2 separate regions of the Homo sapiens genome follow, and region 2 is linked to region 1. Evidence: chromatin loops called from intact Hi-C (ENCODE). Cell type or tissue: A673. All regions are shown on one strand. Each heading gives the region's core, and the rest is flanking DNA. Links, peaks and the distances in the headings are about the cores only.

Evidence for each region. A loop is a pair of places that touch in the nucleus more often than their neighbours do. Peaks named below come from ENCODE experiments on the same cell type or tissue, not always from the same donor. Only the 100,000 strongest peaks of a DNase experiment are listed, where the experiment ranks them.
Region 2: it touches region 1 in a loop (4-fold over the local background); 2 of 110 quality-filtered maps call a loop at or near these places.

Annotation. Positions count from the first base shown.
Region 1 is chr5:154,625,754-154,630,571 of GRCh38, forward strand. No RefSeq gene overlaps it. Among named protein-coding and RNA genes, the nearest start is that of MIR3141, 32 kb to the left of the region's middle. In A673, for the core only: no CTCF peak of the experiment used is centred there; a DNase peak (open chromatin) is centred at 2,408.
Region 2 is chr5:154,053,894-154,056,393 of GRCh38, forward strand. MFAP3 (microfibril associated protein 3) reads left to right here. Exons shown (of 3, transcript NM_005927.5): 3 at 1-2,500. Among named protein-coding and RNA genes, the nearest start is that of MFAP3, 16 kb to the left of the region's middle. In A673, for the core only: no CTCF peak of the experiment used is centred there; a DNase peak (open chromatin) is centred at 1,508.

The DNA.
Region 1 (4,818 bases), core at 882-3,381:
CATGAGCCACCATACCCGGACTGATGGTGCTTTTTTTGATTTTCTCCTCCTTCTTGTACATAATGCTAGAGCTCAGATGCAACGGCTGGAGCTCCAACAGCTATCTTGGGCCATGAGGTGACCTCAAGAATAGAAGCCATGTACTAAAGATGGCAGAGCAGAAGCAGCCTAGGCTCTGGATGATATCATGGAGCAGCCATCCCCGTCATAGACTGTCTAGCTGCAGGTTCTCAGGATAGGAGAAATTTGAAACTCAAATGTGTTGGAACAACATTAGTCAGATTTGTGTAATTGGAAGCTCAACACAACTCGTTACAGGCACAGGACTGATGGAGGAAAGTGTTTGACACAGTATCCAACACATAGTGAGTAAGTACAGGGATGAAATAATTAACTATTGGCCTGGCGCAGTGGCTCACGCCTGTAATCCCAGCACTTTGGGAGGCCAAGGCGGGTGGATCACTCAAGGTCAGGAGTTCGAGACCAGCCTGGCCAACATGGTGAAACCCCATCACTACTAAAAATACAAAAATCAGCCAGGTGTGGTGGCGCCTGCCTGTAATCCCAGCTACTCAGAGGGCTGAGGCACGAGAATCACTTGAACCTGGGAGGAGGAGGTTGCAGTGAGCTGAGATCACACCACTACACTCCAGCCTGGGTGACAGAGTGAGACTCTGTCTCACAAAAAAAAAAAAAAAAAAAAAAGAAAGAAAGAAAGAAAAAAGAAAAGAAATAATTAACTATTGACTAAGCTCAGGAAGGAAGGGTAGAAGGGAGGGAGGAAGAAGGAAGAGAAAGAAAAAGAGGAAGAGAGCCTGGGCGCAGTGGCTTATACCTGTAATCCCAGCACTTTGGGAGGCCAAGGCGGGTGGATCACTTGAGAGGCCAGGAGTTCAAGACCAGTCTGGACAATATAGCAAAACTTGTATCTACTAAAAATACAAAAATTAGCTGGGCATGATGGTGCATGCCTGTGATCCCAGCTACTTGGGAGGCTGAGGCACAAGAGTCGCTTGAACCTGGGAGGTGGAGGTTGCAGTGAGCCGAGATAGTGCCACTGCACTCCAGTCTGGACAACAGAGCAAGACCTGGCTCAAAAAAAAGGGGGGGTTGGGTGGGGAGAGAAAGGGAGGAGGAAGAAGGAGGCAGTCTATGATAGCTCAAGAATATTTCTCTGCTCTGGAAGTGGGCTGAGGCTTTGAAATGAGGGATCTTTTGGGCAAATTCAAGCCCCGACCCACTCCATGCCTCACCCTTAGGTCACCTTCCTGGAAGAAGCCGTCACTACCATGTTCTCAACAACCCCACTGCCCCAGGTGCTTGGAGCTGACTCAAGACGGAGCAGGGCCCAGACCAACAGCAGCCTGGACCCAGCCCCATGTCTGTTGCAGAGAGGCACTGCCCAAGTCTCCTTTCCTGTCTGCGCTAGTTTCATCATCTTGACAGTAATGCAGACCCTCTGGAAGGGTCTTTCCAACTGTGAATAGTACGGTAAGATGTTTTCAAACTTGCCCCAGAGGTGGCTCTCCTATGAGAAATGTAACCCCTATGTGCTGAGCAGGCACATTTTCCATCAGGACAGCCCAGAAAGGCTGATATCATTACAACAGACATGGGGAGTGAAGCTCCGGGGCTCACAAAGCTGAGGAGGGCAGAGCCAGCTTTTGGACCCTTCAGGGTCTGGGACACCAAAGCCATGTTTTTAGCCTCTGCGTTTTACTCCCTTTCCAGACTTTTTTCTTCATCCCCTCCCTGAGTTGAGGCCCTGACAAGAGGAAGAAGCTGTATAGGAGTTGGGGACAAGTTGAGGGTCGTCCATGCCCCCAACACACACCCTGCCTCTGTCCCCAGCCTCTTCCCATCTCTGGCTCCAGTCCAAAGGCAGCTCCAGCCCACTCAGCCCCACCCAGGTGCCTCTGGGGGGAAAACAAATAACAATAAAATGGTAATAACTTGGGCTAAGCAAGAGCACGGGCAACAGCTTTAGTCAATTAACATTCCTTCAGGGTTTGAGGCAGGCCCCCTTCAGCAGCACCTCATAAATGTCAGGAGGGACTTGGAGGCAACTGGAGTTTCTCTGTGGCCTGGCTAAGGCCAGCTCCCTGAGCTGGGGTTGTCCAAGTGGCTTCTCCAGGGAGACAGGGGTACACACAGCCGTCCAGGGACTGGAAGGAAGCCAGAGTGAACACCCTTACTGGGAGCCCGAGTCAGCATCACGTGGGGTGGGGGACAGATTGATGGTGCTAACCAGAGGCCCAAGAACCTTCCTGATCCCATCCTGGGATATGGTGGGCCTTTCTGCACTGGGAAGCAGCGGCAAGGCATGGTCAACCCCTCCCTGCTCTGACAAGAGGTCATAAAGCCTCAACCAATCTCCTCTCTTTGCCCAACTGCACTGTGGTGGTTAATTTATGTGTCAGCTCAACTAGGCCACAGGGTGCCCAGATATTTGGCTCACCACGATTTCTGGGTGTGTCTATGAGGGTGTTTCTGGATAAGATTAGCATTTGAATCAGTGGATTGAGTAAGGCAGACTAGCCTCCCCATGTGGGAGGACCTCATCTGATCCACTGAAGTCCCAAATAGAACAAAAGGCAGAATAAGAAAAAATTTTCTCTCTTTCTGCTGGGATATTAGTTTTGTCCTACCTTCAGACTCAGGCTGGGACTGGAACTTACACAATTCATTGGCTCTCCTGGGTCTCAGGCCTTCAGACTCAGGCTGGGCTCCCCTGGGTCTCCAGCTTGCAGCAGATCTGAGGACTGGTCGGCCTCCAAAAGCATGTGAGCCAATTCCTTATAGCAAATCTCTTTATATGTCTATTTTCTATATCCCTTCTTCCCTTTACTCTGAATGCCCAGTCCATACACCTTAGCTTGTGGAAGGGATCTCCCCAGTTCCTACTTCCTCCTCCCTCCAAGCTCAGGTTCCCTGATGCCCCAAGGGGGACCCCTCTGATTCCCTCTCATTCCTCTCCATATTTTTCTTTCATAGCACATCTTAGATTGCATGTCGGTTACTTTCTGTCTCCCCCAGGAGACTGTATGTCCAAGTCAGGGGCAGGGTCTGGCATGTGCACTGCTGAGAGCCCACCATAGTGCCTTGAGAATGGGTGAAGAAACAAGGAGACAATGCCCACTTCTGCCTGAAGGCTCCCAGATGCCCAGTGGGATGGAGGGTTTCCTGGAGTCCCTGTGTGGTCCCTTTAGGGCAGCCCTTCTCAAAAACCAGAGGATCCCAAACCTGCCAGTGTAACCGAATCTCCTGGGCTGCTTGTGAAAATGCAGGTTCCTGGATCCACGGCCAGAGATCCCGATGGCTGGGAAGATGCATTTTGGCAAGCACCTTGCAAGATTCCCATGCAGAAGAAAAGCAGTGGCCCCTGGAGGGTGGGCCTGGAACCTTCTCTGGGTCCTCCCACCTCTGCCATGGTACCCTATCTGGTAGAGGCTTTCTGGAAGATGCATCTCTCCCGGAGAGATGAGTGGAAAGGATGGGACTGGAAGTCACTGGGGTCTGACATCCAGCTTGAGCTCTGTCCCCAAAGGAGCAGTATGACCCTTGGCAAATTGCTTCCCCTCTTATTCATAAAATGGGGGATATAATACATATCCCAAGGGCTGTAGCAGGAATAACTGGAATTTTCTGCAGGGCTATAGAGTCATACGTGGTGTACTATTACTGTATTCACCATTATTGTCACTATCGTAGTGATTGGCAGTTTTGGACAGAATCAAGGAGGGCTTTGAATGCCAGAATGAAAGACGTATATTTAGATTTAATGTCACATACGTGTGTTTATTCATTCATTGATTCAACCAGTGTTTACTGAGTTACTACCATGTTTCAGTCCCAGGTTCAGGCCCTGGAGATAGAGATACTGCACCTGGCCTGAGAAGTCTCCCCTGGCCAGGGGCCACAGTGTTCACAGGGCCAGGCAGCTCATGTGGGTGAGCGTCTAGGTGGGGCCTGCAGTGAACCAGGGCCAGAGTCTCCATCTGCAGAGGGCAATTGCCCCTTAGCCCTGTGCCAAAGAAGTCAGGCCAAATGGGTTGGAGCTTCTGATTTTACGAAAGCAGCTCAGAATTTGTATATGACTGTTCTGATTTTTAAATGTTGGCCTCTAAGGCCGGGTGCAGTGGCTCACGCCTGTAATCCCAGCACTTTGGGAGGCCAAGGTGGGCAGATCACTTGAGGTCAGGAATTCGAGACCAGCCTGGCCAACATGTGAAACCCCAACTCTACTAAAATACAAAAATTAGCCAGGCGTGGTGGCGGGTGCCTGCAATCTCAGCTACTCAGGAGGCTGAGGCAGGAGAATCGCTTGAACTTAAGGTTACAGTGAGCCGAGATTGCAGTGAGCTGAGATTATGCCACTGCACTCCAGCCTGGGTGACAGAGCAAGACTCTCAAAAAAAAAAAAAAAAGTTGGCCTCTAATTTTAAAAGTTAGTTTAAGCTGAGAACTGAAGAATTGAGTGAGAAGTAGTACCCGGATGCTAGGTACTACTTCTCCGTGGACATATGTCCACTGGGACAAGGAGCCAGTCCTGGTCGGCTTGGCCCATTCACCAGGAGGAACACCAATTCCGAGGAGGAACTGAAGGTGCTTCCAGAAGTGATCATCTGGGTGAAAGGTGACTTGGGAGTGCAAGAGCTTGAGGGAGGAGGAGACAGAAGTCCAGAGACGGTTAAGACCAAAGCAAGGTTACACCGCAAATAACAGCCGAGCTGGAGTCAGAACACAGCCTACAGGCCCCTGCCTAATGCTCTTCCCATTCTCCCAGGAAACCTCACCATGTGTCTGTTCTTGGCTTGC
Region 2 (2,500 bases), core at 1-2,500, 570 kb before region 1:
TACTTTTCAGTCATTTTCCTTAGAGCTTTATTAAATTATGCATGCTAAGATTTAAAGGAGCCCCAGATAAACATGATGGGGAAAAGCACTGAACTAAGAGTCCCATGGTTTCTCTTCTGGTCACAGTTCTTCCATTGGTTGGATCTGATACTTATCTTGGGACTTCAGTTTTTCCGTCAATAAGATGAGGGATTAGGTGAGATCTGAAGTTGTTTCTAGCTCTATAGCTTCTTAACCCATCACCTTTAAATTACCAGAATCTTCACTCATCTCTAAGTAAACCTTTCCCGGGACTTTTACTCGCTTCTTTTGGAAAGGATTAAGCTGAGATCTAAATTTCCACACCAATGTCATAATGCACAGAGGTTTTTGAAAAACATCTGAGTGTTTTTCAGATGTTTTGCCATGTGGAGCATATAATGATATGTGCAAGATTGAATCTTTTCAATGTAGCACATGTCTGTAGGGTTATACAGATGTCAGAGAGCTAACTGCTCTGTAAACTACTTTCCATGAGTAAATTGGTCCTTGGTGGGGGTGTATCATATTTTTAACTTACTGAGATATCATTTTAGTTCATTGAGGTTGGCAGGGATTGCCTAACTGATCTTCCAAAGTGAGCAGTTTATTTCTAAGGTATAACGTCTTTGATGCTTTTAGAATAAGAACAGTGTCAAATCATCTGTCTTCTGGAAAATCATGGATTTTCATATTTCTGTTAACAGAATTTCTCAGGCTTTCCCTTTTTAAAAGTATTGGACTCTACAAATAGGTTCTATATTTGGGATCTCATCCTAGGAGAAAACCCAAAACTGGATTCCTCTTAAGACCTCTGTCAACCCTCCTGCCCTTTGTGGTCTTAGGTATGGTGCTATAGGTTGCATGCGTCTTTATCTTGTTTGTTTGGTTAATATTTTGTTGTTGAGGTTTTTATTTTTGTTTACTTCAGATACATAATTCTGAGCTATGGCTGCTTTTGTAGCCTTTCCAAGAAGCACTAACCTGAAATAAGATTAGATAATTGTGAGGGTGTGTTACTATATTAAAATACACACACAACTGATCTAGACATCAAGAGGAAGAAAAATGATGGATGATGCCACCTGCTTCAACTGTATATAATAAACACTTATGATGACATTTCTTGCCTGGCTGAGATCTGATATAATGGAATTGTAAATACTCTTCAGAACAATTTCTTCAGCTACAGGAAGCGTGGTGCCATATAATTTTAAGAACTTGGCAGTGGAGCTCCATTTGGGGCTTCACGTTTCTTCATATGACTTCTGATTATTGAAGCATTACTTCAGCTAGAGGCTCCTGAGGGAAATGTTCAGAGGAGGTTTTATCAGGATTTTAATTTAAGGTTTCAAACAGGGGAAGACAGGAAATTCAAAGCGTGACGGGATAAAACTCATGCCTCCCTTTGTCCAGGCTTATCAGAAGTAATACATCTGCTCTGAATAGCATGAATGAATCAATGTGCAGTTTTATCAGATGGCATCATGGATAAAGATGATAATGCTGCCTTTTCTGTCTCTCAGGCTGTTTCCATGGAAACCTCTAGAGCCAAATAAAAGCTAACCAATCATTTAGCCAAAGCTTGCCTTGGCTCATAGACTGGTATTTCTTTAAGGAAAATTGTTTTTATATATTTGACTATAAGAGCAAAGGCTCTTGAACATATCCTAGATTATGGAACACTTTTTCCCTTCCCTTTTCTCTGGAAAAATTAAATTTTTTTTCTGTCCACTGAGACTGGAGTGCAGTGGCAAGATCATAGCTCACTGCAGCCTCCAACTCCTGGGGTCAAGCGATCGTCCTGCTTCAGCCTCCCAAGCAGCTAGGACTACAGGTGTGCACCACCTTTCCTGGCTAATTTTTTTTTATTTTTTGTAGAGATGGGGGTCTCACTTTGTTGCCCAGGCTGACCTTGTACTTGTGGCTTCAAATGATCCTCCTGCCTTACCTCCCAAAGTGTTGAGATTACAGGCATGAGCCACTGTGCCTGGCCAAAAAACATTTTAAATCCCTTGTCTGGGGGTCAGTCCTCTAAACATCCCTCAGATTTCAGATAGTACTTTCAACCCTGTCCTAACATAGCAGGTTTGCAGTAATCTTTTAGAATATAGCTTGTCAAATTAGAGAATGGTTTTACCCCACATGTTCTCATAGGAGACATTATTATTTAGAACCCTAAGGTAGACATGTTTAAAATCAAAGTCCTAAGAAACAGAACTTTGGAAAAATGGAGGAAATGTTTTTAAAGTCTGTAAGTTTGCACGATACTGTATAGTAACTAAATGCATGCTACTCCGTTGTATCCTAGTTATTTTAGAAACAGAGGTGGCCTAATTTGGTGGCCAAAGTAACTGGTTTACTTTGAGTGTACCAGCTTATGGTGCCATTGATGAGGAATTAAAGTAGGTCAAAATTTAATTGGAGTTGGTATTACTTCGTAAAGCTAGTTTTCAAGAGGAAGAAAACCACACTTACTAAT